2 separate regions of the Homo sapiens genome follow, and region 1 is linked to region 2. Evidence: chromatin loops called from intact Hi-C (ENCODE). Cell type or tissue: ovary. All regions are shown on one strand. Links, peaks and the distances in the headings refer to the core of each region. The heading gives the core; the rest is flanking DNA. Region 1 overlaps PRIM1 (DNA primase subunit 1). Region 2 holds the start of NEMP1 (nuclear envelope integral membrane protein 1).

The links. Hi-C counts contacts between places; a loop is a spot of excess contacts. Peaks named below come from ENCODE experiments on the same cell type or tissue, not always from the same donor. Only the 100,000 strongest peaks of a DNase experiment are listed, where the experiment ranks them.
Region 1: it touches region 2 in a loop (7-fold over the local background); 45 of 110 quality-filtered maps call a loop at or near these places.

The regions. Positions count from the first base shown.
Region 1 is chr12:56,735,251-56,750,574 of GRCh38, reverse strand. It overlaps PRIM1 (DNA primase subunit 1), which reads left to right. Exons shown (of 13, transcript NM_000946.3): 3 at 3,543-3,649; 4 at 3,721-3,794; 5 at 4,394-4,530; 6 at 6,452-6,510; 7 at 7,479-7,588; 8 at 8,738-8,829; 9 at 8,999-9,140; 10 at 11,212-11,281; 11 at 12,050-12,141. Among named protein-coding and RNA genes, the nearest start is that of PRIM1, 9.4 kb to the left of the region's middle. In ovary, for the core only: no CTCF peak of the experiment used is centred there; no DNase peak of the experiment used is centred there.
Region 2 is chr12:57,063,706-57,079,029 of GRCh38, reverse strand. NEMP1 (nuclear envelope integral membrane protein 1) reads left to right here and starts at 239. Exons shown (of 9, transcript NM_001130963.2): 1 at 239-411; 2 at 6,118-6,242; 3 at 8,137-8,356; 4 at 9,724-9,796; 5 at 14,291-14,384; 6 at 14,845-14,959. The coding sequence starts at 285. RefSeq lists enhancers at 265-314, 435-684, 9,080-9,149. In ovary, for the core only: a CTCF peak has its summit at 9,415 (motif pointing left); a DNase peak (open chromatin) is centred at 9,349; H3K27ac peaks cover 867 bases.

The sequences.
Region 1 (15,324 bases), core at 4,455-12,454, 330 kb after region 2:
TTACATTCTCTTCCACCATGGAAGTTATTCTTTTTTTCTTTTAATTGTTTATTTTTATTGAGGTCAAATATACATATAAAACTTATTATCTTTACCACGTTTAAGTGTACAGTTCAGTCATAATAAACATTTATATTCTTTTTCCTTCATACCCCTGGAGTTATTCTTGATTCCTCTCTTTCTCACATTCCCATACCCATTCTATTAGGAAATCCCTTTGGCTCTACCATAAGTGTATCTAAAATCCAGCCACTACTACCAGTGCTACCAACATTATCATCTCATCTGAATTACTGTAAAAACCTCCTAACAGTTTGCCTTTGTAGAATCTAGAGTCCATTGTCAATACAGAAGCTAGAGTAATCCTTTTAAAACAACTCAGAATCTGTGATTCCTCTGCTGAAAACATTCTCTGGTGGCTGCTCATTTCACTGACTAAAAGTCCTTCTCTCCCCCTCATTCATTCCTGCCACACTGACCCTTGCTCAAGCTGTTTCCACTGCCTAAAACCCATTTCTATACTTGGTTCATCCCCTCACCTCCTTCAAATCTTTGCTCAAATAGCACCTTCTCAGTGAGGTCTACTAAAACCTGCCACTCCTCCCACCCCCTGCCACTGGTATATTCTAAGTACCCTAGAAGAGTGCCTGGCAAGAGACAGTACACTATAAATATTTGTTGAGTGAATGAACAAACCAAAATTGCCCTTCTTCCCCTTCTCAAATATATACACTGGTGGGTGGAGGGAATACATACATAGCATAATAGCTTTTATGTGGAGTTTTTCATGTTATATAACTTGTTACTTGTATCAATCCTCATTCTTTTTACAAAGGAGGAAACAGGCCCAGAGAACTTGAATAGTTTGCACAAGCTCACACACAATTTCTAAATGATAGAGCTGGCACTTAAACCCAGGGTTTCTGACTCTAAATCCCAGACCCGTCTCTCATCATCAAAGTAAGGGGAGAAGAGGTAATAAAAGGCAGGCAGAAAAAAATACTTTGGAGTTGTTTTACTTCCCCTTTATAGGTTGAGAATAAAACTGAAAATGAACTTCTAAGAAGGGTTAGGGTGCCACTCTCTACTTCCTTCTCCTTAATTTCTAAAGGGAGAAAACGTCTCATTTTTTTCTTGGGCCAAGACAGAAGCATCTATAGACCTTTATTTACTTTTTGTGTTTTGTTTTGTGATTTTTGTCAGTTATGTATGCACATGGTTTACAAAATCAAGTACTTCTATTCGGCTTTTAAAAAATCTGCTACCAGGCTGGGCCGGTGGTTCACACCTGTAACTCTAGCACTTTGAGAGGCTGAGGCGAGCAGATAACTTGAGGTCAGGAGTTCAAGACCAGCCTGGCCAACATGGTAAAACTCTGTCTCTACCAAAAAATACAAAAACAGCCGGGCACGGTGGCACATGCCTACAGTCCCAGCTACTCAGGAGGCTGAGGCAGGAGAATTGCTTGAACCCGGTAGGTGGAGGTTGCAGTGGGTCAAGATCACGCCACTGCACTCCAGCCTGGGCGACAGAGTGAGACCCTGTCTAAAAAAAATTCTGCTACCCTTCCCCCTCATTTTTTGCTACCCAGAAGCAACTACTTTCTTTCTTTCTTTTGTTGAGACAAGTCTAGCTCTCTTGCCCAGGCTGGAGTGCAGTGGCTAGTCTCAGCTCACTGCAATTTCTGCCTCCCGGTTTCAAGTGATTCTCCCACCTCAGCTTCCCGGGTAGCTGGGATTATAGGCGCATACCACCACACTTGTCTAATTTTTGTGTTTTTTAGTAGAGACGGGGTTTTGCCATGTTGGCCAGGCTGGTCACGAACTCCTGACCTCAAGTGATCCACCCGCCTTGGCCTCCCAAAATGCTGGGATTACAAGCATGAGCTACCACACCCAGACCCAGAAGCAACCACTTTCTTTTAGCTAAAGCTTTTTTTTTTTTTTTTGAGACAGAGTCTCGCTCTGTCATCCAGGCTGGAGTGCAGTGGCATGATCTCGGCTCACTGCAGCCTCCGCCTCCCGGGTTCAAGCGATTCTCCTGCCTCACCCTCCCGAGTAGCTGGGATTACAGGTGTGTGCCACCACGCCTGGCTAATTTTTTGTATTTTTAGTAGAGACGGGGTTTCACCATGTTAGCCAGGTTGGTCTCGATCTCCTGACCTCGTGATCTGCCCGCCTCAGCCTCCCAAAGTGCTGAGATTACAGTCGTGAGCCACTGCGCCCAGCCCTGTTCAGATTATTTAGAGAGAAATCTTCTAGCTTCCTGCCTGAGTTGGTAGTGGAAGAGTACAGAAGTGGGTGGAAAGGGCTGGGTCTTAACATTCCACATATAAATGTCTAATTATTCCCCTAATATCAATTTGTAATATCAATACAACACACTCTTCAATTGTACTTGTTGTCCAAGTCCAGGGACCTTCTGTTTTATGCTCTCTGGAAAATAATTCAGGTGTCTTCTGCCAGGGAAATGAAAGAGCAGTCACCTAGCTCTGCAAGCTAAGTGTACGAATCTGGGTAGCTAACTGCTTCTTAACTATGCTTTGAACCAATCCTCCTTTTTTTTTTCCTTCAGTCAAGGGTGGCCTTGAAAAATCTTCCTGTTTTTCATCTCAGCTTCACTAAACACGCACTTACTCATTCCAACAATACCTGGTATCACCTATCCCTGAGCCTTTTGGGGGTTCTGAGGTATAAATTGGGTTGCGCCTCTTATCTTTCCTTACTGACAGCCTAAGATTTAGTTTTATGAATCTCCTCAGTAATCACTCCCTTCTGACTTACAGTTATAAAAACTTATGGTGGAATTAACCTCTCAGGTTCTTTTTTTTGAGACAGAGTCTCGCTCTGTCACCCAGGCTGGAGTGCAGTGGCGTGATCTTGACTCACAGCAACTTCCACCTCCCGGGTTCAATGATACTCCTGCTTCAGCTTCCCAAGTAGCTGGGACTACAGGCATATGCCATCACACCCGGCTATTTTTTGTATCTTTAGTAGGGAGACAGTTTCACCATATTGGCCAGGCTGGTTTCAAACTCCTGACCTCAAGTGATCTGCCCGCCTCAGCCTCTCAAAGTGCTGGGATTACAGGCATGAGCCACTGTGCCCAGCTTCTCATAGCCTCTTTATAATAAAGTCTCAATTCAAACTAATTGGGGAGATCTTTTTGAATTATTGAAAAATTTTTAAATACTTCTATGTATGGTAACAAGTAAAGGTTCTTAAAACACCTTGCAATAGGCCATTATTTGTATACGTTCCCTTGTCAGAAAACTAAAAACAGCTTTATTATTATCCTTATTGACCAACAAACATTTATGATGGATATGTATTCATTAAACCCTGCTTTAAGTTGGTGAAAGTTAAGACTCTCATCAATAGTGTATGTGTAAGATCCAAAATAATGAACTTTCACTGTCATAAAGTTGGCATTATATAGTCTCTTTATTTCTGTTTGGCAACTTTTTCCATATGTGTAGAAAATAAGCAGATTTAGCAGTGTGGCAGCTCTTATAGAAACTGATCAATATTTTGTATCTGTAGCCCAATCAACACAATACAGTGAAGCTGGGAGCTTTCCAGGCTCAGGAAAAAGAACTGGTATTTGACATTGACATGACAGACTATGACGATGTGAGGAGATGTTGTAGGTGAGCACTGTGTGTCTTGCTGTTAGGGTGGGTGGTATCACTGACAATGAGTAATGATGACTCTGCTTTAGTTCTGCAGACATATGTCCTAAGTGCTGGACCCTCATGACAATGGCCATACGCATCATTGACAGAGCATTGAAGGGCAAGTATCAGCAGTTTCTGAATGGGGTCAAGTGTAAGAATCGGTTTTCCTCTGACTACTATTAACTATTAGTCTCTGTATTTTGTGATCAAATCTCATTAATTTGTGTGTGTGTGTGTGTGTGTGTGTGTGTGTGTGTGTGTGTGTGTGTGTGACGAGTCTCACTCTGTCAGCCAGGCTGGAGTGCAGTGGTACAATGTCGGCTCACTGCAACCTCTGCCTCCTGGGTTCAAGTGATTCTCCTGCCTCAGCCTCCTGAGTAGCTGGGACTACAGGCGCACGCCACCACGCCCAGTTAATTTTTGTATTTTTAGTAGAGGCAGCGTTTCACCATGTTGGTCAGGCTGGTCTCGAACTCCTGACCTCGTGATCTGCCCACCTCGGCCTCCCAGAGTGCTGGGATTACAGGCGTGAGCTACCACACCTGGCCTAATAAAATAGTTTTTTAAAAAAGAAAGAAATTCCCAGCAGAGAGACCAGGATGGGTAAAGAGATGAAGCAAGAACATGGGGAGCACAGGAAACAACAAGTAATTTAATATACATTAATTAAGGAGTTTATAGATTTGTTTTAAAACCTATTATTTCTCTCTTCCTCAGAGGACTTTGGATTTAAGCATCGTCTCTGGGTATATTCTGGAAGGAGAGGTGTTCATTGTTGGGTCTGTGATGAATCAGTTAGAAAACTGTCTTCTGCAGTACGTTCTGGGATAGTTGAGTATTTGAGCCTTGTAAAGGTAAGATCCTCTTAATTCTAATTTGCATTGCTTTAGTTTCTAGATGTTACCAAGCCTGATATGTTTACTGTCAAAGAAAATGAAACTATCTTTTTTTTTTTTTTTTGAGATGGACTCTCACTCTGTTGCCCAGGCTGGACTGCAATGGCATGATCTTGGCTCACTGCAAGCTCTGCTTCCTGGGTCCAAGCAATTCTCCTGCCTCAGCCTCCCGAGTAGCTGGGACTACAGGCTCCTGCCACTGTGCCCAGCTAAATTTTGTATTTTTAGTAAAGACTGGGTTTCGCCATGTTGGCCAGGCTGGCCTAGAACTCCTAGCCTCAGGTGATTCACCCACCTCAGCCTCCCAAAGTGCTGGGATTACAGACATGAGCCACCACACTGGCCTAAAACTTATCTTTAATGGCATTCACATTGCAGAGTAAATGATCTTACCAATAGATCATTTAAAGTCATAGTAGCTACATGTTTTAAGATATTTCATTTTATTTTGCTATAAATATCTTGCTTTGTGGCATATGTAAAATAATAGATAAAATAGATTTATTATATATAAAATAATAGAACATGTTAAAGTTTGGTTTTGGTTTTGGTTTGTTTTTTTGGTTTTTTTTGTTTTGTTTTGTTTTGTTTTGAGACACGGTCTCACCCTGTCACCCAGGCTGGAGTACGGTAACGTGACCACAGCTCACTGCAGCCTTGACCTCCTGGTCTCAAGTGACCCTTCTACCTCAGCCTCCTGAGTAGCTGGGACTAAAGGCATGCGCCACCACGCCCAGCCAATTTTTTAATTTTTGCAGAAACAAGGTCTCACTATATTGCCCAGGGTGTTCTTGAACTCCTAAACTCAAACTATCCTCCCACTTCAGGCTCCCAAAATGCTGAGATTACAGGTGTGAGCCACTACATCCAGCCTACAAATTTTTTTTTTTTTTTTTGAGACGGAGTCTTGCTCTGTTACCCAGGCTGGAGTGCAGTGGCGCTATCTTGGCTCACCACAACCTCCGCGTCCCGGGTTCAAGCAATTCTCCTGTCTCAGCCTCCCAAGTAGCTGGGATTACAGGCACTTGCCACCACACCCGGCTAATTTTTGTATTTAGCCAGGCGTGTTGGCAGGTGGAAACAGGGTTTCATCATATTGGTCAGGCTGGTCTCGAACTCCTGACCTCAGGTGATCCGCCCGCCTCAGCCTCTCAAAGTGCTGGGATTACAAGTGTGAGCCACTGCGTCCAGCCCTAGAAATGTTTTAATTATAATTATGCATCACTTAACAATAAGGATACATCCTGAGAAATACATCACTTTGCAAAAGTCATGGAGTATACTTACACAGACCCAGATGGTATAGCCTACTATACATCTAGGCTATATGGTATAACCTATTGCTCCTAGGCTACAACCTGTACAGCATGTTACTGTACTCAATACTGTAGGCAATTGTAACACAATGATAGGTACTGATGTAGCTAAACATACCTAAACATAGAAAAGTCACAGTAAAAATACAGTATTGCAATCTTATGGGACCCACCATCTTTTTCTTTTTTTTTTGAGATGGAGTCTCGCTCTTGTCACCCTGGCTAGAGTGCAATGATGCGATCTCGGCTCACTGCAACCTCTGCCTCCCGAGTTCAAGCGACTCTCCTGCCTCAGCCTCCCGAGTAGCTAGGATTACAGGCATGCGCCACCATGCCCAGCTAATTTTTTGTATTTTTAATAGAGATGGGATTCAGGCTGGTCTTGAACTCTTGACCTCAGGTGATCCACCCACCTCAGCCTCCCAAAATGCTGGGATTACAGGTGTGAGCCACCGTGCCCACCATCTTATATGCAGTCCATCATGACTAAAATGTCGTTATGCTGCACATGACTGTATTTATATTGTATACCTGAAGTTCTTTTTTAATGATTTATTTTTCAGGGTGGTCAAGACGTTAAAAAGAAAGTTCACCTAAGTGAAAAAATTCACCCTTTTATCAGGTCTGTTGGAAAAGTCTCCAAGCACTTTAAGGTGTCTGATTTACCGGCATGTGCCTTTAGAGTTACCTTGCTATCAATTTTCACTGCTGGGTAGCATTTTATAATAATAATAGCTATGGTTAATTGAGTGCCTATTTTATGCTGCAGTATTCCTAAAAGGTGCTTTACAGATGTTCTCATTGCTCTTCAAAAAAACCCCACAAGAGACTTGATGGTATCTCCATTTATAGATAAGGAAAATGAGTTTTAGAGAGATTTTATAATGAGCTTGGCATCACACGACAAGTTAGTTGTTAAATTTAGGATTCATGCCCTGGTCTGCCTGACTGTAAAGCCTACTCCAATGCTTTTTCCACTGAATTCACTACTTCTCTAGGATAGTGGAAAAAGCCTTATATTAGGAGTAAAAATTCCTATTCTGCCACTTACTATGATCTTGATAAAATATTGACAAAATATTGCTGCCTCCATTTCCTTATCTCTATGATGGGGAGAACAGCATGCACTCTACCTGTCTCACAGTTGTATCAATGATTAAGTGAAAGAGTAAATGTGATGCATATTTGTAAACTGCAAACATTATATGATTGTTGAGATATTAATACAAGCAATTCACAGTGGAAAGTGTAGGCTGCATCCCACATTCTACTACTGATGTATTATGGTGTCCTGGGTTGGTTACTTTCTACCCTTATTGCGTATATTAACCTTCTAAGTTGTGAGGTTTAAAAAGTAAACATTTCTTGTATACCCATTCTGTGCCAGGTTCTATGTCAGGTTCTTTTCCCTTAAAAGTGTCTCATTTAATTATCATAACCCTGCACAGGGTAGTATTCCCATTTTACCTAGTTAAGTTCTGAAAATGTCATGAAAATAAGCAGTAGTTTTCCCCACAATGGCAGCAATACCTATGTGGCATATGTGTTACTGATAGTGTTGGGACTCTGTTGTTATTGTTGTTCTTACAGAAAATCTATAAACATAATAAAAAAATACTTTGAAGAATATGCCTTGGTTAATCAAGATATTCTCGAAAATAAAGAAAGCTGGGATAAGATTTTAGCCCTTGTTCCTGAAAATATCCTTTCCCGTGATCATTTCTGTGTGAGCTAGTTGTTTTGATCTGTGATATTATAAATGTTAGACATGTCTGCTTGTAAGTTCTCATATACTTATAAGTTTAATCTTTTTTACACAAAATATCTCCTGTATTTCTGGATTTTAGTATCTCTGGTCTGGAACATAATAAAAAATGGGGCCATGTTGCAAATCAGTTTTCTCATTTTGGAAGTTGGTCCTAGAATTAACAGCTAAAGAATGGTGAATTACATAGTCAAAATACATGCAGACCAGGGAAAACTTTACATCATACCTTATAGTTATTTTGGCATTCTTTCTGTTATATCATCACTGTATTTTTACAGGGGAAGATTTCAATGATACAACTGGTGTTGGTTTGGTTTGGGGTTTTTTTGTTGTTGTTGTTGTTTTTAAGACGGAGTCTTATACTGTGTTGCCCAGGCTGGAGTGTGCAGTGGTGTGATCTTGGCTTACTGCAACCTCCGCCTCCCGGGTTCAAACAATTCTCCTGCCTCAGCCTCCCAAATAGCTGGGACTGCAGGCACACGCCACCACGCCCAGCTAATTTTTGTGTTTTTATAGAGACGGGGTCTCACCATGTCAGCCAAGCTGGTCTCAAATGATCCACCCACCTCAGCCTCCCAAAATATTGGGAATACAGGCATGAGCCACTGTGCCCGGCCGGATACAGCTGTTGAGTTTAACATTTGTGGGGTGGGTTGTTTTGTTGTTGAGATGGAGTCTCACTCTGTTGCCCAGGCTGTAGCACAGTGGCACAATCTCAGCTCACTGCAACCTTCACCTTGCAGATTTAAGCAATTTTCCTGCCTCAGCCTCCAGAGTAGCTAGGATTACAGATGTGCACCACCATGCCCTGCTGATTTTTCTATTTTTAGTAGAGATGGGGTTTCACCATGTTGGCCAGGCTGGTCTCGATCTCCTGACCTCACGTGATCCACCCACCTCTGCCTCCCAAAGTGCTGGGAGTACAGGCATGAGCCACCACGCCCAGTCAACATTTATATTTCAAGAAATGTTAATAACTACTTTCTGAATATTTGTAAGACACCCTTGTGGTAATACATACTTAAAACTAAATTGTTCATTGATGTTCCCTAAATGAGTCTGTTCCTTAATGACCCATCACCAATTCATGATGAACTTCAACAAAGCTTCCAAAAGTCTCACAATTCACTTCAGCGTTGGGAGCACTTGAAGAAAGTAGCCAGCAGATATCAGGTATATGCCACTGAAATCTGTATTACAGATATAATAATGCAATTCTTAATTAAATTGATTGCTTTGCCTAGTCAGTTAAAGATGGTTGAAGATCGTTTTTTTAACTTTCTTTAAAGAAATCTTCAACAGTTCCTACTGATCCTCATGTTGGCCTTGTATCTGCTTTTAGAATAACATCAAAAATGACAAATATGGACCCTGGCTGGAGTGGGAGATTATGCTCCAGTACTGTTTTCCACGGCTGGATATCAATGTCAGCAAAGGAATCAATCATCTACTGAAGAGCCCTTTTAGTGTTCATCCTAAAACAGGTACTACACAAGGAAACTAAGGAAAACTAAAAGAAAAATGAGTTGCTATTGGCTTTAGTAAGCATGGCATTAGGTCTGAATATATATAATGTCTATGATTTAAAGGTAGAAGAATTGCTCTGTCACCCAATACCTAAGTCAGTTAAGTAGCTACCAGATGAGTTTCTACTATGTAACTGTTTTTCAGTTGGGTTTCTGAGGTTCCATATTAGATTTGGAGAGGACCATCAAAATCTTAGGACAACAGCTCTCATTGTACAGATGAGAAAACAGTGGCCCAAGATGTAACCCATCCAAGGTCATAAAAAAAAAATTGTGTGTGACTGTATGTGGTAGCTTGCTCCTGTAATCCCAGCACTTGAGGAGGGCAAGGTGGGCAAATCACTTGAGCCCCAGAGTCTAACACCAGCCTAGGCCACATGTCTAAACACCCTTTGTACAAAAAATACAAAAATTAGCTAGACGTGGTGGTGCATGCCTGTAGTTCCAGCTACTCAAGAGGCTGAGGCAGGAGGATCACTTGAGCCTGGGAAGTTGAGGCTGCAGTGAGCTGTGATGGTGCCACTGCACTCCAGCCTGGGCAACAGAGTGAGACCCTGTCTCAAAAAAAAGAAAAAAAGAAAGAAATGAAATGAACTCTACTCCTAGCACTGACAAAAACAAAAAAAAATTTTTTTCGAGAAAGAGTCTCACTCTGTCACCCAGGCTGGAGTGCACTGGTGCAATCTCGGCTCACCGATCGGCTCAAGCGATCCTTCTGCCTCACCCTCCTGAGTAGCTGGTACTACAGGCATGTGCTACCACAGCCAGCTAATATTTTGTAGACAGGGTTTTGCCATGTTGCCCAGGTTGGTCTTGAACTCTTGAGCTCAAGCAATTCACCTGCCCCAGTCTCCCAAAGTGCTGGGATTACAGACAAGAGCCACTGCGCCCAGCCTCATTACGTCACTTTTGAGATGTGTTAAATTCTATATGGTATCCTAGGGGGGTATTATAAAAGAGTAGAGGAATTTCTATTTTATTTCCTAAATGCTTTTTAAAGGTGTCTGACATGTGGGTATCTGTATTGATCTCAAATAAACCAAGCCAATGTAAATATTATAGTTTCATCTATTTTGTTCTATTTTCAGGACTCACTAACTCTGAGATTGTTCTGAACTTAAATATGGAATATTTAAATATACTTTATTTCTAAATATAGAAATAAAAGTAGGGATAAGAGCAACTGGGAAATAGCTCAACAGTCTTCACATTTGCTTATTGGTTTTTGTTTTTGTTTTTTTTCTTTCCTTTTTTTTCGAGACAGAGTCCCACTCTGTCACCCAGGCTGGAGTACAGTGGCGCGATCTTGGCTCACTGCAGCCTCTGCCTTCCAGGTTCAAGCAATTCTCTGCCTCACCCTCCCAAGTAGCTGGGATTACAGGTACCCGCCACCACACCCAGCTAATTTTTGTATTTTTAGTAGAGACGGGGTTTCACCATCTTGGCCAGGCTGGTCTTGAACTCCTGACCTTGTGATCCACCCTCCTCAGCCTCCCAGAGTGCTGGGATTACAGGCGTGAGCCACTGCACCTGGCTGGTTTTTTAAAGAGAAATAAAAGGCATGCTGGACATGGTCATTCACACCTGTAATCCCAGCAACTCAGGAGGCTGAGGCAAGAGGATTGTTTGAGGCCAGGAGTTCTGGGCAACATAGTGAGACCCCAACTCAACAAAAATTGAAAAACTGGCCAGGCCAGGAGCAGTAGCTCACGTCTATAATCCTAGCACTTTGGGAGACAACTGAGGTGGGAGGATCACTTGAGCCCAGGACATCAAGCCTGCAGTGAGCTATGACCATGCTACTGTATGTACTCTAGCATGGGTGACAAAGTGAGGCATTAACTCTAAAAAAGAGTAAGGGCACAGCTAATGTGAAAGTAATTTATATTTCTAAATACTCTTCTTAACAGATAAGTTTAACCCTTTGTCTAAGCCTTAAATAAAAATTTTAACCAAAAATAACCTGTAGGAGATGACTATAATGATTTATAGTCCACAATCATCAGTTTATAACTTTTGTGTCTTACAGGTCGCATATCTGTGCCTATTGATTTGCAGAAAGTGGACCAGTTTGATCCATTTACTGTTCCGACCATAAGGTATGTTTCAGATCATTGATCACTCCTTGTTTGTAATTGTTGTTATGAATTTTAAATAAATTGAATTAGCCTCCTTAGAGAAGTAGTTGCATGGGAATGGTATATTTGGTTATGGAAACCAAATAAGGTTCAAAGGTTAGATGACGATGCCCTAATAGAACAATACAAGATTTTCACCTGCTGTTATGTAAGAAAAAGATTTTAAGGTCAAGTAAATTTAGGAAATTCTGACTTAAACAGATTAAAAGTATCTTTTACTACAGTATTTCACAGTCTTTCATATGATAATATGCATGAAAAACTCCAAGAAGAGATCATGGTGTTTAGAATATCCCAAATTTAGCTGGCCGCATAATTTTTTTACAGTAAATTTTATGGGATTCACATGCTATTATACACTGGATAATGCTGATCAGAAACCAACATTAAACTTCTCTTGTTCGTGGTGAGGCGCGGTGGCTCATGCCTGTAATCCCAACACTTTGGGAGGGCAAAGCGCGTGGATCACAAGGTCAAGAGATCGAGACCATCCTGGCCAACATGGTGAAACCCTGTCTCTACTAAAAATACAAAAATTAGCTGCGCTTGGTGGCATATGCCTGTAGTCCCAGCTACTTGGGAGGCTGAGGCAGAAGAATCACTTGAACCTGGGAGGCGGAGGTTGCAGTGAGCCAAGATCGCACCACCACACTCCGGCCTGGCAACAGAGCAAGACTCCGTCTCAAAAACAAAAACAAAAACAAAATTCTCTTGTTCTGTTACTTGCAGCTTCATCTGCCGTGAATTGGATGCCATTTCCACTAATGAAGAGGAAAAAGAGGAGAATGAAGCTGAATCTGATGTCAAACATAGAACCAGAGGTAAGGTAATATTTTGAAGCTTCACTTTAAATACAGGGTTTTTATATAGATATCCATCTGTCACTCCAGTAATTAATTCTCTGATTCAACTAGAATGGATCAGCATTTGTCCTGGAACTGCATACAATGTTTGTGTCCTTTCTTCAACAGCAGCCCAAGTGGTGTTATTGAATCCAGTCTGATTCAACACATATTTCCTAAGTAACTTTTAATGCTAGGATCTATACTGTAAGATTAAACTATCAATAAGTATGAATAATCAGTCTCTGAGATTCACCACCTATTTATTTAACAACTATTATATATGCAGTACTTTTTTTCTTTGTTTCTGATGCATATAGGTGGGTTTTATGGTAAACATATGTCTAAACTGTTTACCAAGTTGTATATTCAAGAATTTGAAGAAGCTGGCTGGGCGCAGTGGCTCACGCCTGTAATCCCGGCTCTTTGGGAGGCCGAGGCAGGCAAATCACTTGAGGTCAGGAGTTCAAGACCAGCCTGGCCAACATGGTGAAACCCCAACTCTGCTAAATATACAAAAATCAACCAGGCATGGTGGAGGGCACCTGTAATCCCAGCTACTCGGGAAGCTGAGTCAGGAGAATCGCTTGAACCCAGGAGGCAGGGGTTGCAGTGAGCCAAGATTGTGCCACTGCACTCCAGCCTGGGCGGCAGAGGGAGACTGTCTCAAATAAACAAACAAAAAAAAAGAATTTGAAGAAGCTAAGGAATTTCTAAATCTTCCTGCTAATGGAAGGCAAATCTAACACCTAAGAGATACTGCAGGCCAGGCGCGATGGCTCACACCTGTAATCCCAGCACTTTGGGAGGCCCAGGTGGGTTGATCACCTGAGGTCCTGAGTTCGAGACCGGCCTGACCAACATGGAGAAACCCTGTCTATCCTAAAAATACAGAATTAGCCGGCTGTGGTGGCACATGCCTGTAATCCCAGCTGCTCGGAAGGCAGAGGCAGGAGAATCGCTTGAACTCAGGAGGTGGAGGTTGCGGTGAGCCAAGATCACGCCATTGCACTCCAGCCTGGGCAACAAGAGCAAAACTCCGTCTCAAAAAAAAAAAAAAAGATGCCGCATAGCAGCGCAGCACTCCCCAACCTTTTTGGCATCAGGTACCAGTTTTGTGGAAGACAATTTTTGCACGGACTGCAAAGAGAGGGGGAGGAGTTGGGGATGGTTCCAGGATGAAACTTTTTTACCTCAGATCATCAGGCATTAGATTCTGATAAGGAGTGCGCAACCTAGATCCCTCACATGCGCAGTTCACAATAGGGTTCATGCTCCTTTGAGAATTTAGTGCTTCTGCTGATCTAACATAAGGCAGAGCTCAGGCGGTAATGCTCGCTTACTGCTCACCTCACACCTGTAATCCCAGCACTTTGGGAGGCCGAGGCAAGAGGAGCCTAGGAGTTTGAGACCACCCTGGGCAACACAGAGAGACCCTGTCTCTCCAAAAAAAAAAATTTAGCTAGACATGCTGGCAGGCACCTGTGGTCTCAGCTACTCAAGAGGCTGTTTGAGCCCAGGAGGTTAAGGCTGCAGTAAGCCTTGACCACACCACTGTACTCCAGCCTGGGTGTCAGAGAGAGACCTTGTCTCAAAATGAAAATTATGTGGCCGGGCGCAGTAGCTCACGCCTGTAATCCCAGCACTCTGGGAGGTCAAGGTGGGTGGATCACCTGAGGTCAGGAGTTTGGGACCAGCCTGGCCAACACGGTTAAACCCCGTCTCTACTAAAAATACAAAAATTAGCCAGGCATGGTGGTGCACACCTGTAGTCCCAGCTATTCAGGAGGCTGAGGCACAAGAATCACTTGAGCCCGGGAGGCAGAGGTTGCAGGGAGCTGAAGTTGCGCCACTGCACTCCAGCCTGGGAAACAGAGTGAGACTTCGTCTCAAAAAAAAAAAAAGTATAATTTCTTTCTTACTCTTTTTAAAGAACTATTATGAGGATTCTTAATTCCATGCAAACGTAGGATACTACTAAAATCCAAATTTTATGTGAAACTCCTTTCTTATTCTCAATCATATTTTCCCATTGGGTATCATTATAGGTTATATAATTAAATGGATGAATAAAATTGTATATTCTTTTTTTTTTTTTTTTTTTTTTTTTTTTTAGAGAAAGAGTCTTACTCTGTCACCCAGGCTGGTGTGCAATGGTGCAATCTCAGCTCATTGCAACCTCCGCCTCCTGGGTTCAAGCAATTCTCCTGCCTCAGCCTCCTGAGTAGCTGGAGTTACAGGTGCCCGCCACGACGTCCAGCTAATTTTTGTATTTTTACTAGAGACAGGGTTTCTCCATGTTGGTCAGGCTGGTCTCGAACTCACGACCTCACGTAATCCACCTGCCTCGGCCTCCCAAAGTGCTGGGATTATAGGCATGAGCCACCGCACCCTGCCTATATTAAATTTTTTGTTGTATACATTTTTTAAACTATTTTATAAATCAAAGAATACTTAATGCAGGCCAGGCGTAGTGGCTGATGCCTGTAGGCCCAGCACTTTGGGAGCCTGAGGCGGGTGGATCACCTGAGGTCAGGAGTTCAAGACCAGCCTGGCCAACATGGCGAAACCCCATCTTTACTAAAAATACAAAAATTATCTGGGCGTCGTGGCGGGCGCCTATAATCCTAGCTACTCGGGAGGCTGAGGCAGAAGAATCGCTTGAACCCAGGAGGTGGAGGTTGCAATAAGCCGAGATTGCCCCACTGCACTCCAGCCTGGGAGACAGAGCAAGACTCCATCTCAAAAAAAAAAAAACAAGAATACTCAATGTAAAAACTTCTAATAATCTCCAAAAGGGCGTGACCAGAGCCTGAGCAACACAAGACCTTGTCTCTACTAAAAATAAAAAATTAGCCAGCTGTGGTGGCACTCCCTGTGATCCCAGCTACTTGGGAGGCTGAGGTGGGAGGATCATTTAAGCCAGGGAAGTCAAAGCTGCAGTGAGCTGCAATTGCACCACTGCATTCTAGCCTGGGCAAAAAAGCAAGACAGTGTCTCAAAAATAAGACATGGGGCCGGGCACGGTGGCTCACGCCTGTAATCCCAGCACTTTGGGAGACTGAGGCAGGTGGATCACGAGGTCAAGAGATCAAAACCATCTTGGACAGCATGGTGAAACCCCGTCTCTACTAAAAATACAAAAACTTAGCCGGGCATGGT
Region 2 (15,324 bases), core at 5,920-13,919:
AAACTGAAGACGGAAGCATGTTGTTAGCGGGGTGGGATCTTCCTGTCGCCACTGCTAGGGTGAGAACCCATTTTCCAATAGGCTGAAAGCTGCTTTTCCCGCCCTCTCTCTTCAGTTGCTAAGGGGCGGGACTCATAGGGCCCTTGGAGGGCTGGGTGCTCGAAGCCCTGCCCATCCCATTGGTTGATAGGGGCGGGTTTCGTAGAGGATAGGCTGCTGTCGTTGCCCGTTCGGAGTTAGTTGCTGGGGTAAGGCACGTGAGGAGGAGGTGGCTTGAGGCAACCATGGCGGGAGGAATGAAAGTGGCGGTCTCGCCGGCAGTTGGTCCCGGGCCCTGGGGCTCGGGAGTCGGGGGCGGTGGGACAGTGCGGCTACTCTTGATCCTCTCCGGCTGCTTGGTCTACGGCACAGGTACCGCCCGGGCAGCAGCTGCCAAGGGGGCAGGTGCCGAGGGGGTTATTTTTGGAAAAGGGATTGTCCCGAGGGCGCGGGCCGTTACTCTGCAGAAGGGCGGTGGCTCTACCGAGGGCCGCCGGCGTAGTGTGGTGGAAGAAACTTGGCAGGCTAGTGGGCGTCGGGACTGAGGGTCTGGGCCCTGAAGCGGGCTGGGGCAGCTTCCAGAGTGGGGAGGAGCCTGAAGCCTTTTGGCGGAGACAGGAAGGGAGGCCTAGACTGGTTGAGAAGCAGTCCTGGGGGCTGTGTCTCGTTGCAGAAGCCTTGAGTTTCTTGGTTAAAAGCGAGAAAACCTGGGGACCATTCTGGGCAGGCAGAGCAGCCGCGGGAAAGGGACCATCTCATTCATTCGGCAAATCAGCAAACACCATCTGAGCGTATGCTCTGTCAGGACGCAGGGCACGGGTGGCAGAACGGATGTAGTTGACAGAAATGCAGTGATCTCTACTATCTTCTGCTCTTGTAAAACCTTGATTCCTTACCGCCCCCGGCCCGCGAGATGGAGTCTAGCTCTGTCACTCAGGCTGGAGTGCAGTGGTGCGATCTCGCTCACTGCAACCTCCGCCTCCTGGGTTCAAGCAATTCTCCTGCTTCAGCCTCCGGAGTAGCTGGGATTACAGGCACCCGCCACCGCGCCCGGCTAATTTTTGTATTTTTAGTAGAAATGGGGTTTCACTATGTTGGCCAGGGTGGTCTCGAACTCCTGACCTCGTGATCCATCCGCCTTGGCCCTCCCAAAGTGCTGGGATTACAGGTGTGAGCCACCGTGACCGGCCAAATAATGCATGTTTATTTTAGATGATTTGGCAAGGTACAATTAAGTATAAAGAAGCAGGCAGAAACCACACTGTTAATCCATTCAGAAGCAATCTATTTTAGCACACTTTCTTCTGATCTTTTTCCACATATTTTTAATTTTTTATGAATTGATAATTTGTATCCAGTTAGTACTCTAGTTCTCTTCCCTGGAGGCTGCCAGTCGTTACCAGAGATAGTTTTCTCGTTTGATTTTGTAGTACAATAATTTTCCCAAGTAATTTAAAATTCTTTTTTTGTTTTTTTGTTTGTTTGTTTGTTTGAGATGGAGTTTTGCTCTTGTTGCCCAGGCTGGAGTGCAGTGGTGCAATCTCAGCTCACTGCAACCTCCGCCTCCTGGGTTTAAATGATTCTCCTGCCTCAGCCTCCTGAGTAGCTGGGATTACACTTGCCCGCCACCACGCCCGGCTAATTTTTTTTTTTTTTTTTTAAACAGAGTCTCCCTCTTTCGCGCAGGCTGGAGTGCAGTGGCCAGATCTCGGCTCACTGCAAGCTCCGCCTCCCAGGTTCACGCCATTCTCCTGCCTCAGCCTCCCGAGTAGCTGGGACTACAGGCGCCCACCACCACGCCCGGCTAATTTTTTGTATTTTTAGTAGAGAGGGGGTTTCACCGTGTTAGCCAGGATGGTCTTGATCTCCTGACCTCGTGATCCGCCCGCCTCGGCCTCCCAAAGTGCTGGGATTACAGGCATGAGCCTCCACACCCGGCCTTAAAATTCTTTGTAAATGTTGTCTTACTTGTATTACATTCCAATGTATGTGCAGATGTTCATTTAATTTTTTTTCTCCACCCCCCGCCCGCCCCGCCCCGCAGAATGTAGTCTTGCTGTCTGGCCCAGGCTGGAGTGCAGTGGTGCAATCTCGGTTCCTGTTTCAAGCCATTCTCCCATCTCAGCCTCCCAAGTAGCTGGGACTACAGGCATGTGCCACCACACTCGGCTAATTTTTTTTTTTTTGAGACAGAGTTTCGCCCTCGTTGCCTAGGCTGGAGTGCAATGGCACTATCTAGGCTCACTGCAACCTCAGCCTCCAGAGTTCAAGCACTTCTCCCTCTGCCTCCCGAGTAGCTGGGATTATAGGCGCATGCCACCATGCCTGGCTAACTTTTTGTATTTTTTGTACAGACGGGGTTTCACCAGGCTGGCCAGGCTGGTCTCAAACTCCTGACCTCGTGATCTGCCCACCTCAGCCTCCCAAAGTGCTGGGATTACAGGCGTGAGCCACCACGCCCAGCCACACTCAGCTAATTTTGTATTTTTAGTAGAGATGGGGTTTCACCATGTTGGCTAGGTTGGTCTCGAACTCCTGACCTCAGGTGTTCCGCCCGCCTCAGCCTACCAAAGTACTGGGATTACAGGCGTGAGCCACCATGCCTGGCCTTCATTTATTATTTTTTAGTGACGTGGTTTTGCTGTGACACCCAGGCTAGAGTGCAGTGCACAATCATAGCTCACTGTAACTTCCCACCTCGGTCTCCCCAAGTAGCTGGGACTACAGGCACGTGCCATCTGCCTGGTAAAAATCATTATTAATGTTGTGGATTAAACATTTGGTTGGATATTGGTGGTTTGTACTGTTGGTTGGATATTTGTGGTATTTCTAGTTTTTCATTGTTGTAAGTTTGTGAACATCTTTGTGTATACATTTTTATTTATTTATTTATTTATTTTTTTGAGATGGAGTCTTGCTCTGTTGCCCAGGCTGGAGTGCAGTGGTGCCATCTCGGCCACCTAGGTTCAAGCGATTCTCCTACCTCACCCTCCCGAGTAGCTGGGATTACAGGTGTGTGCCACCATGCCCGGGTAATTTTTTTGTATTTTTAGTAGAGTGGGATTTCGCCATGTTGGCCAGGCTGGTCTCAAACTCCTGACCTCAAGTGATCTGCCCGCCTCAGCCTCCCAAAGTGCTGGGATTACAGGTGTGTGCCACCATGCCCGGGTAATTTTTTTGTATTTTTAGTAGAGTGGGATTTCGCCATGTTGGCCAGGCTGGTCTCAAACTCCTGACCTCAAATGATCTGCCCGCCTCAGCCTCCCAAAGTGCTGGGATTACAGGTGTGAGCCACCGTGCCTGGCCTTATTTTTTTTTCTTTTTTTTTTTGTAGAGATGGGGTTTCATCATGTTGGCCAGGCTGGTCTCAAACTCCTGAGGTCAGGCAATCCCCTCACCTTGGCTTCCCAAAGTCCTGGGACTACAGGCGTGAGCCACCACGCCTGGGCCCAACTATTTATTTATTTATTTATTTATTTATTTATTTATTGATATTGAGATGGAGTCTTGCTCTGTCGCCCAGGCCGGAGTGCAGTGGTGTGATCTTGGCTCCCAACTATTTATTTATTTATTTATTTATTTATTTATTTATTTATTTATATTGAAATGGAGTCTTGCTCTGTCGCCCAGGCTGGAGTGCAGTGGTGTGATCTTGGCTCACTGCAAGCTCCACTTCCCGGGTTCATGCCATTCTCCTGCCTCAGCCTCCCAAGTAGCTGGGACTACAGGCGCCCGCCACCGTACCCAGCTAATTTTTTTTGTGCTTTTAGTAGAGATGGGGTTTCACCTTGTTAGCCAGGATGGTTTCAATCTGCTGACCTGGTGATCCACCTGCCTCGGCCTCCCAAAGTGGTGGGATTACAGGTGTGAGCCACGGCGCCCAGCCCCTTATTTATTTTTTTGAGACGTAGTCTTGCTCTGTCACCCAGGCTGGAGTGCAGAGGCGCGATCTCGGCTCACTGCAGTCTCCCCTCCCAGGTTCAAGCGATTCTTCTGCCTCAGCCTCCCAAGAAGCTGCGATTACAGGTGCCCGCCACCATGCCCAGCTGATTTTTTTGTATTTGTAGTAGAGACGGGGTTTCACCATGTTGGCCAGGCTGGTTTTGAACTCCTGACCTCAAGTGATCCGTCTGCCTTGGCCTCCCCAAGTGCTGGGATTTCAGGTGTGAGCCACCATGCCCGGCTGGACAGTGGTCACTTTTAAATCTTGAATTAGCTGATATTAAATACAAATTGAGAGGAGAATCTTCTGTTTTGGTAAATCAGAGGGACTGCATGTAATCATTGCCTGCTGTTAAAATTTGAAGTGACACAAAACAGCTGGAAGGAAACAACCTTGAAATCTTTTAGTATCCTCCAAAAGTACTATATATTAAAAATATTGCTGGCTGGGCGTGGTGGCTTACGCCTGTAATCCCAGCACTTTGGGAGGCTGAGGTGGGTGGATCAGTTGAGGCCAGGAGTTCTAGATCAGTCTGGCCAACATGGTGAAACCCCATCTCTACTACAAAAATACACACACACAAAAAAAGTTAGCCAATTGAGTTGGCTCATGCCTGTAATGCCAGCTACTCAGGAGGCTGAGGTGGGAGAATCGCTGGAACCTGGGAGGCAGAGGTTGCAGTGAGCCAAGATCGCACCACTGTATTCCAGCCTGGGTGACAGAGTGAGACCCTGTCTGAAAAAAAAAAAAAAAAATGCTGGCTGGGCATGGTGGCAGATCTGTAATCCCAGTGCTTTGGGAGGTCAGCGTGGGTGCTTTGGGAGGCCAATGTGGGAGGATTGCTTTAGGCCAGGAGTTCAAGACCAGCCTGGGCAACATAGTAAGACCTTGTCTCTTTAAAAAAAAAAAAAACTAGCTGGGTGTGGTGGTGTATACCTGTAGTCCTGGCTACTTGGGAGGCTGAAGTGGGAGGATTGTTTGAGCCCAAGAGTTTGAGGCTGCAATGAGCTATGATCACATTACTGTACTCCAGCCTGAGCAGCAGAGCCAGACCCTGTCTCAAAAAAAAAATAAAAAAATAAAATAAAAAACCTGCCAATTCTGTTCTACTCAGGAAAGGGATAGAGAAAATCAACAGATGGAGTAGTTTAGCTTACTTTATTCCTTTATAGGACAGGAAGTATATCTAGTGTTTAAGACCATAGTCAGACCTGGGGGTGAATCTCAGATAGGCTATTTACTATTTGTGTGATTTTGGAGCAAATTACTTAATCTTTCTTAAACATCAGTTCCTCATTTATAAAATAGGGATTATGAGAGTGCTTACCTCATAGCATTGTTGGGAGCATTAAATGAGACAGCATACTGTCTCTTTTATTTATGTATTTATTTTTTATTTTTTTGAGACAGAGTTTTGCTCTTTTTGCCCAGGCTGGGGTGCAATGGCGTGATCTCGGCTCACCTCAACCTCCGCCTCCCAAGTTCAAGTGATTCTCCTGCCTCAGCCTCTCGAGTAGCTGGGATTACAGGCATGTGCCACCACGCCTGGCTAATGTTTTTGTATTTTAGTAGAGACGGGGGGGTTTCTCCATATTGGTCAGGCTGATCTCAAACTTCTGACCTCAGGTCATCCGCCCACCTCAGCCTCCCAAAGTGCTGGGATTACAGGCATGAGCCACCGCGCCTGGCAGCATACTGTCTTAATAGATACTTAATACAAAAAAAAAAATTAGCCGGGCACGGTGGCGGGCGCCTGTAGTCCCAGCTACAGGCTGAGGCAGGAGAATGGCGTGAACCCAGGGGGCGGAGCTTGCAGTGAACCAAGATAGCCCCACTGCAGTCCGGCCTGGGCAAAAGAGCGAGACTGTCTCAAAAAAAAAAAAAAATAGATACTTAATAGTAGTTTTTATTATTACTTTTCTGACTGAATGACTGTGTAATATTTAAATAATTAAACGACAGAAATAAGATTCTGCCTTAGTTCTTCCTTCTTCTCAGTTTTTTTTCTTATTTCTCAGTCTGGCTAATGTTTTAACCCAAAGTTTAGGAAAATGGTTAGTTTAATCTTTTTCATGAAATGAGTTATAGTTATTAGCTTGTTATGTTTAATTCTTGTTTCCTTTCTTTGCATAAAGCTGAAACTGATGTAAATGTGGTCATGCTTCAGGAATCCCAAGTTTGTGAAAAGCGTGCCAGCCAACAATTCTGTTACACAAATGTGCTTATCCCAAAATGGCATGATATATGGACACGGATACAGGTAATAACTTGGAATCCTCTGGCAGTGGCAGCTTCTGTAAATTTCTGTTGGTGATTAGTGAGTATTTTGACACTTTCTTCCCCTTCACATGCTTAAAAAAAATGTTGTTAACAATCTTGTTAGGGTTGAGATTATCCTGAGTTGTGTTTTCATCAATAAGCATTTATGCCTACTTTGTATTCCTCTCTGCTCCCTCAAGTAGATTACGGTATTCTAAGGTAAACTTCTTTCCTCCTCCCTCCTTTTCCCAAAGAAACTGCTTTGTTTTCTTGTCCTTCATTTTGCAGTATGTGTGTGTGCACGCACACATACCCCTCTTTCTTTTTTTATTTTTATTTTTTATTTTTTGAGGCAGAGTCTCCCTCTGTCGCCCAGGCTGGAGTGCAGTGGCACCATCTTGGCTCACTGCAATCTCTGCCTCCCGGGTTCAAGCGATTCTCCTGCCTCAGCCTCCCAAGTAGCTGGGATTACAGGCATACGCCACCACACCTGACCAATTTTTTTGTATTTTTTGTAGAGATGGGGTTTCATCATGTTGGCCAGGCTGGTCTGAAACTCCTGCCCTCAGGTGATCTGCCCACCTTGGCCTCCCAAGGTGTTGGGATTATAGGCATGAGCTATCGCACCCAGCCCCCTTCTTTCTTTTTAAAGGCCTTATGCCTTCTTTGGGCTGGAAACTGTTATGTGCCTGTGAGGATGTAAACTCTTTTGCCCCACTGTTCCTATTCTGATTCTATATGAGATATTTCATAAACCCCCGAGCTGAAGAATTACTTTGGTCTCATTTATTTCATAACACTGTTAAGTCACCTGGCAAACAGGAATGTCTGGCTGTAACAGTGATTGTACAAAATAGGTCCTTTCAGAAATGTCGTAGTTGTTATAAGCATAGTTACTGATAAGGACATTTGTTGTTCACATCAAAAACATAAGGGTGGACTTGTGGATTTGTTTTTTTTTTTTGAGACGGAGTCTCGCTCAGTCACCCAGGCTGGAGTGCAGTGGCACGACCTCGGCTCCCTGCAACCTCTGCCTCTTGAGTAGCTGGGGGCCATGCCCAGCCAACTTGTGGATTTTTAAAAAAAATTCTTTAAAAAAAATGTCTGACAAGCCGGGCGCAGTGGCTCATGCCTGTAATCTCAGCACTTTGGGAGGCTGAGGCGGGCAAATCACTTGAGGTCAGGAGTTCGAGACCAGCCTGGCCAATATGGTGAAACCCCGTCTCTACTAAAAATACAAAAATTAACTGGGCATGGTGGCGCACACCCTGTAGTCCCAGCTACTCAGGAGGCTGAGGCAGAAGAATCGCTTGAATCCAGGAGGTGGCGGTTGCAGTGAGCTGAAGTCATGTCACTGCACTCCAGCTTGGGCGACAGAGCGAGACTCCATCTCAAAAAAAAAAATTATCTGATAAAAAAGTGATACTCCATCTGGGGCACATTATAACCAACATTTACTCATAATCAGTGGCTTGTGACAATGGATTGAACTCAGCCTGTCATTACGGAAAACATTTTTAGTTTTCTGGGGCAGTTTATGCCTGGCAATTTTCTTAATATTATAGACCTTTGCTTTGTGTGATCTCTAATAAATAGCTGTATTGATAACTCTTTCAGTTTGGAAGTCTTTTTTCCCTCTATGTTCTGCCCTAATAGTAGATTCAGATCATGTTAACAAGAAGGTATTCTAACAGCTGTCTCTCTGTAACATGTGCAGTGTTATTTGCCCAATTATGTTTTAGCCACTGTATTTCTATATTTCTGATAAGCTTTGTGGAAAACTGGCACCATTACTGATTTGGTTGTTAGTCTGAGGGTTTTTTAAAAAATTGTATTTGTGAAAAATTAAAATTCCTACTTCCTTTTTTCTCATCCTGATTTTATTTGTGTTACAGATCCGAGTAAATAGTTCCAGATTGGTTCGAGTCACCCAGGTGGAGAATGAGGAGAAACTGAAGGAGCTAGAGCAGTTTAGTATCTGGAACTTTTTTTCCTCCTTTTTAAAAGAGAAATTGAATGACACCTATGTTAACGTGGGTCTATACAGCACAAAAACCTGCCTCAAAGTTGAGATTATAGAGAAGGACACCAAGTACAGTGTCATTGTGATCCGGAGTAAGTCTCACCTCTGTTTTTCTGATGGATTCTGTAGTGATAAGGACTGAGTTCTGAAGGGTATAATTAGTGAGACTGAGAAGTCAGCCTAAGACAGCTCCAGTTGGGTTCTGATTATAACCCTGAGTATACCACTGCTCTAAACAGTTCATGGAGACTTCACCCCTATCAGACAGGCCTAGAATTGAAACTCCACCTCAGGAAATTCTGAGTACCTCCTTACCTGGAACTGTGAAGACTTTTATTCTTTTATTCCCAATTACATTGTGCTGCTAATGTCCCTGAGCATATATGCCAAATACTCTTAGAGTAAATCAGATAGACGTGTTCTACCTTCTGGACACTTCTAGACAAAGGTAACTGTCTGATGTGTACATGCCTACATTTAAAGACGTGAATGGTTAATAAAAATTGAAGAAAGGTAAAATTGAAAATCATTCACAAGTAAAAAGAGTATTCATGGAACCATAAATAAAGATGAAGACCACTGCAGTTTAAAACTTATTCAGTGGAACTGGGAGAAGTTTTCTCTTTTCTGAAGATGACTGAGAAAGTTTCAGGGGAGATGGATCCTGTTGAATTCTCTCTGACTTTGTTTCCCCTTGGTTACTACACAGGGTCCTGGGATGTTGTAAGTAGTAGAAATGTTTCTAGGTTTAGTATGAAATAGGTTGTGCCCTTCCATTTGTCCTAGGGTTCTTTGGTTACGTAGGGTTGGCTTGTTTTTTGACGTTCCTTCTACAGTTACTGATTCCTTCTGCTCCTGTTCTGTTTGTGGGCCTCCCGTAGAACTCTTGAATGTGAAAGCTGTGGGAGTATCTGGTATGCCACTAAGGGGCCTTTGCTAGGGCCCCCTGGTCCTGAGTGAGAGGTATTTGCGTGTAGGCTTTTCCAGCACAGTGTTCTGTAGCAAAGGGAAGTAGGTGGTATTGTTGGGCAAGAAAAGCAGCCAGTTAGAGAACAACACAAGGCCCTGACCCACAGTTCTGGGCAAATCTGCTGAGTTCCATGACTGTGAGTGACTTAAAGCTTGAAAGCCAGAGTGATAGAGACCCCTTGTGGGTGATTGCATGAATTGCTGATGGTACTGTGTCTAGCTTTGTCCAAAACGAAGCTTGAGTTTCTTTTAACCTTAGCATAGGTAGCCTAAGTAAAAGTAAGATCTTCAGGCAAATACAGGTTAGACAGAGACCTAATTATACATTGGAAGGGTGCCCAGGCTTTAGGTGAAATTTAAATGCTTTTTAGGTGGGCTGTTTGCATTTATTTTTACTGTAGCTGACCAATAGTGCCAACGTTGTCTTTTATTCTATAATACCTTAAGCAGTTTTGTTCCCTTATTAAGCAAAAATCTTTATTTATTTCAGGATTTGATCCCAAACTCTTTCTTGTTTTCCTTCTTGGACTTATGCTATTTTTTTGTGGAGACTTGCTGAGCAGGTAGGTTCCAAGGCTAGTGTGCAGAATGAAACGGCTCATACCTATCCTGCCTGCGTTTTATAGTAACTATTAAGTACTGCCATTCCCATTTCCAGGACCTTTATGGCTTGGCCGTTGCCTGCTTGGATATTTAAAAAAATACTTTAATGTGTATTATGATTTTTGTTTTTTCTTATTTGAACAATGTTGACAATAGTGAAATTCCCACATTAGGTTGGCCCATCATTAGGTTGATAGGAGTTAGCCAATACAATGAAATGGAACATCATCACCCTTTCTATTGCTAGAAGTAATGTGTTAAGGTGTCATCTTTACAGGTCCATGGGTTGATGAGTTTCATTTTGTTCAGACGTAAAGAAACAAATAGCTTCTGGGTACGGTGGCTCACGCCTGTAATCACAGCACTTTGGGAGGCCAAGGCTGGCGGATCATGAGGTCAGGAGATCGAGACCATCCTGGCTAACACGGTGAAACCCCATCTCTACTGAAAATGCAAAAAAATTAGCCAGGCGTGGTGGCGGGCGCCTGTAGTCCCAGCTACTTGTGAGGCTGAGGCAGGAGAATGGCGTGAACCCAGGAGGTGGAGCTTGCAGTGAGCCGAGATCGTGCCACTGTGCTCCAGCCTGGGCAACAGAGCAAGACTCCATCTCAAAAAAAAGGAAACAAATATCACAGCTCAGCCTGGGCAACATGGCAAAACCCTGTCTATACAAAAATTAGCTGGACGTGGTGGTATGTGCCTGTGATCCCAGTTACTCGAGAGGCTAAGGCACGAGAACCGCTTGAGCCTGGAGGCGGAGGTTGCGGTGAGCCAAGATCACACCACTGTACTTCAACCTGGGCCACAGAGGGAGACCCTGTTTAAAAAAAAAAAAAAAAATCAAGTGTTTATTCATTTTTTCCTTTAGGAACCTACTAGTTAAGACAGGTGAGACTGACATGTACAAATATGAAGAAAATATATAGGTAACTAAATAAACATTGAATGAAGGTAAAATCAACATTAAGTTTGTATACAAGTAAAAAGTATTTGTGGAGTAGTGAATGCAAGATTAACAATTGGAGTTTGAAGTTGGGCTGGAGTGGGGTTGCTGGAAGTTGTTATTTTGGTGATGCTGAGAGAAACAGGGAGGAATAACTGGTAGAAAAAATCTGGAATGGGGGGCTGGTTGTGGTGGCTCACCCCTGTAATCCTAGCACTTTGGGAGGCTGAAGGGGGAGGATAACTTGAGCCCAAGAGTTTGAGACCAGCCTAGGTAACATAGTGAGACCCTGCCTCTACAAAAAAATACAAAAATTAGCCAGGCATGGTTGTGCATGCCAGTAGTCCCAGCTACTTGGGAGTCTGAGGTAGGAGGATCACTTGAGCCCAGGAGGTTGAGGCTGCAGTGATCCGTGATTGCACCACTGCACTCCAGCCTGGGTGACAAAATAATAATATTCAGGTCGGGAGAGATGATGGGGATGTGAATAGGACATTACGTAAAGGCTGATTATTGGGAAATACATGAGGGAAGACCTTTAATCCTAATCTTCATAATCTGGCAGTAACTACATAGCATCAGTCTCTACAGTTCTCTGACCTCAAGTTTTGGGCAAATATAGTCACACATCACTTTATTGTACTTCACTTTTTTGTGGTTCACAGATAGTGCATTTCTTTCCAAATTGAAGGTTCGTGGCAACCCTGGGTCAAGCAAATCTATCACACCGTTTTCCCAACAGCATGTGCTCACTTGGGGTCTGTGTGTCACATTTTAGTAATTATAATATTTCAAACTTTTTCATATGATTATAACTGTTATGGTGATCCATAATCAGTGATCTTTGATGCTGCTGTTGCAATTATTTTGGGGCACCACATGTCCATGTAAGACAGTATATTAGTTCATTTTCTTTTTTTTTTTTTTGAGACAGAGTCTCGCTCTGTCGCCCAGGCTGGAGTGTAGTGACGCGATCTCGGCTCACTGCAAGCTCCACCTTCCGGGTTCATGCCATTCTCCTGCCTCAGCCTCCCGAGTAGCTGGGACTACAGGCACCTGCCACCACGTGCAGCTAATTTTTTGTATTTTTAGTAGAGACGGGTTTCACCGTGTTAGCCAGGATGGTCTCGATCTCCTGACCTCATGATCTGCCTGCCTCAGCCTCCCAAAGTGCTGGGATTACAGGCGTGAGCCACTGCGCCCAGCCTATTAGTTCATTTTCATACTGTTGATAAAGATACCCAAGACTGGATAATTTATAAAGAAAAAGAAGTTTAATGGACTCACAGTTCCTGGTGGCTGGGGAGGCCTCATAATCATGGCAGAATGCAAAAGGCACATCTTACATGGCAGCAGGCAAGAGAGAATGAGAACCAAGTGAAAGTGGAAACCCCTTATAAAACCATCAGATCTCATGAGACTTATTCACTACCATGAGAACAGTATGAGGGCAACTGCCCCCATGATTCAATTATCTCCCACCAGTTCCCTCCTACAACACGTGGGAATGATGGGAGCTACAATTCAAGATGAGATTTGGGTGGGGACACAGCCAAACCATATTAGACAGTGAACTTCATCGATAAATGTCATGGGTGTTCTAACAACTCAACCAATTGGTTATTCCCGTCTCCCTTCTTCTTGGGCCTCCCTATTCCCTGAGAAACAGCAATATTGAAACTAGGCCAATTAATAACCCTAGAGTAGATTGTGAGTCTTCAACTGAAAGGAAGAGTCATACATCTCTCTGATTATGCTTAGTGAGAACAGCAAAAGCCAAGACAGACCGAAAGCTAGACCTCTTGTCCTGAGCAGTTAGCCAAGTTGTGAGTGCAAAGGGAAAGTTCTTGAAGGAAATTAAAAGTGCTACTCCAGGGAACACACAAGTGATAAGAAAGTGAAACAGCCTTATTGCTGATATGGAGAGAGTTTTAGTTGGCTGTTGAGAAGATTAAACCAGATACAACTCTTTTTTTGTTTGTTTGTTTGTTTTTTTGAGACAGAGTCTTGCTCTCTTGCCCAGGCTGGAGTGCAGTGGCGTGATCTCGGCTCACTGCAAGCTCCGCCTCCCAGGTTCATGCCATTCTCCTGCCTCAGCCTCCCTAGTAGCTGGGACTATAGGCGCCTGCCACCACACCCAGCTAATTTTTTTGTATTTTTAGTAGAGACAGGGTTTCACCGTGTTAACCAGGATGGTCTCGATCTCCGGACCTCGTGATCCTCCCATCTCAGCCTCCCAAAGTGCTGGGATTACAGGCTTGAGCCACCATGCCCGGCCAGATACAACTTTTTTAAAGCTAAAGGCTGATCCAGAGCAAGACCCTAACTGTCTTCAATTCTGTGAAGGGTGAGAGGTGAGGAAGCCTCAGAAGAAAAGTTTACAGCTAGTGAAGGTTCTTGGTTCATGAGATTTAAGGAAAGAAGCTGTCTTATTACATAAGTGCAAGGTAGGCTAGGCGTGGTGGCTCAGGCCTGTAGTCCCAGCACTTTGGGAGGCTGAGGCGGGCAGATCACTTGAGCCCAGGGAGTTCGAGACCAGCCTGAGCAACATGGTGAAACCCTGCCTTTACAAAAAATACAAAAAAGTCATGGTACCAGCTACTCGGGAGGCTGAGGTGGGAGAATCACCTGGGCCCAGTAGATCAAGGCTGCAGTGAGCCATGATGACGCCATCGCACCCCAGCTTGGGCAACAGAGTGAGACTTTGTCTCAAAAAAAAAAAAAAAAAAGATGAACCAAGCACTGATATAGAAGCTGTAGCAAGTTATTCAGAAGATCTAGCTAACATCATTGTTGAAAGTGGCTACAATTAAAGAGCTCCTCAGTGTAGACAAAATAGCCTTATACTAGAAGAAGATGCCATTGAGGACTTTGATAGCGAGAGAGAAGTCAGTGCCTAGCTTCAAAGGAGGGGTGATCCTCTTGTTAAGGGTTAATGCTGTTGGAGGATTGACTCCAGTTTTGAAAGAAGTTGTGGTAAAATGCTATCAGACAGTATTGCATGCTTTAGAGAAATCTTCATTGAAAGGATGAGTCAATGCAGCAAACTTCATTATATTTTAAGAAATTGCCACAGCCACTCCAGCCTTCAGAAACCACTGCCTTCATCAGTCAACAGCCATCAACATGGAAGTGAGACCCTCCACCAGCAAAAAAAATGATGACTCACTGAAGGCGTAGATGATCTTTAGCAGGTTTTAGCAAAGTATTTTTAATTAAGGAATATATATTTTTAAGACATAATGCTGTTGTACACTTAATATACTATAATATAGTGTAAACAATTTTTATATGCAGTGGGAAACCAAAAAATTTGTGTGACTTACTTACTGCAATTGCAATATTTGGTTTATTGCAGTGGTCTGGAACCAAATTTGAAATGTCTCTGATGCTTGTACTGCTCTAATCTTGTACCTTTTAAAATCTTTCGGCTGGGTTAGTTGTCCTAGTTTCAACAGTGCTATGTATGAAATATATACATATGGTCATGAAATACATTTTTTTCCTGCAGAAGTCAAATTTTCTACTACTCTACTGGGATGACTGTGGGAATTGTGGCCTCTCTGCTAATCATCATTTTTATACTATCTAAGTTTATGCCTAAGGTAAGTATCAGAATCTTCATGTGCAGCTAGAATGAATTTGGATAGCTGAAGGACTGTTTTCCTGGGTAATCTTAGAAAACTGAAAATGTGTATTGATGGCTGATGAGTCAATATCCTACTCTCCTTGATTCAGAAAGGTACTTTCCACGATGAAACTTGGAGCCTGATTACAAATTCTTTCTTTTTATATAAAATCCTGTGCTCAGAGGGGGATTAAAGTCTGCTTCCTGTTTTTTAATTATATAGCCAGGCTTTTAAGTTATTTAGCATTTCATCTTCCCAGTGTTCGTTGCAGACTGTACCATTTTAAGTATAAAGGACATCTTTTTAAGAGAAGTGTTTTTTGTGCATTTTGAGTAGGTTGAATTTTTTAAAAAAAAAATCATAGTTCCATTTTGCTTCTTTTATGTATGGAAAGCCTGTTGTAACTTTTTGCTTTCACTTCTACTCTCTGTCTTAGAAAAGTCCCATTTACGTCATCCTGGTGGGAGGCTGGTCTTTTTCTCTGTACCTCATTCAACTAGTTTTTAAAAATTTACAAGAGATCTGGAGGTGTTACTGGCAGTATCTTTTAAGTAAGTGTTGTCGGTTTTGCTTTCCTTTTGTACGTTTATAGGCTGTTTCAGTTAATTTGATCATGAAAAGATTTTGCCTGCTTATGGGATTTAATAGTTCATGTCATTTTTTTAAACTTTTAAAAATCATAGTTTTTCACTTATTTCTAATCCCTCTACAATTATCACCTTCTCTTAAATTAGAATGGTGCTGTTAAGGCGAAGATGTTCATTTATTGGTATTTATAAATATACCTTTCTTTACACAATAAACATCTTTCTGAAAAGCTGTAAGTTGACTTTATTAATGGAATCATATTTTAAATATACTTGGGGACCTTAAGTAAAAGACTCCGCAGTTAATTTTTTTCTCCTTCATTTCTGAA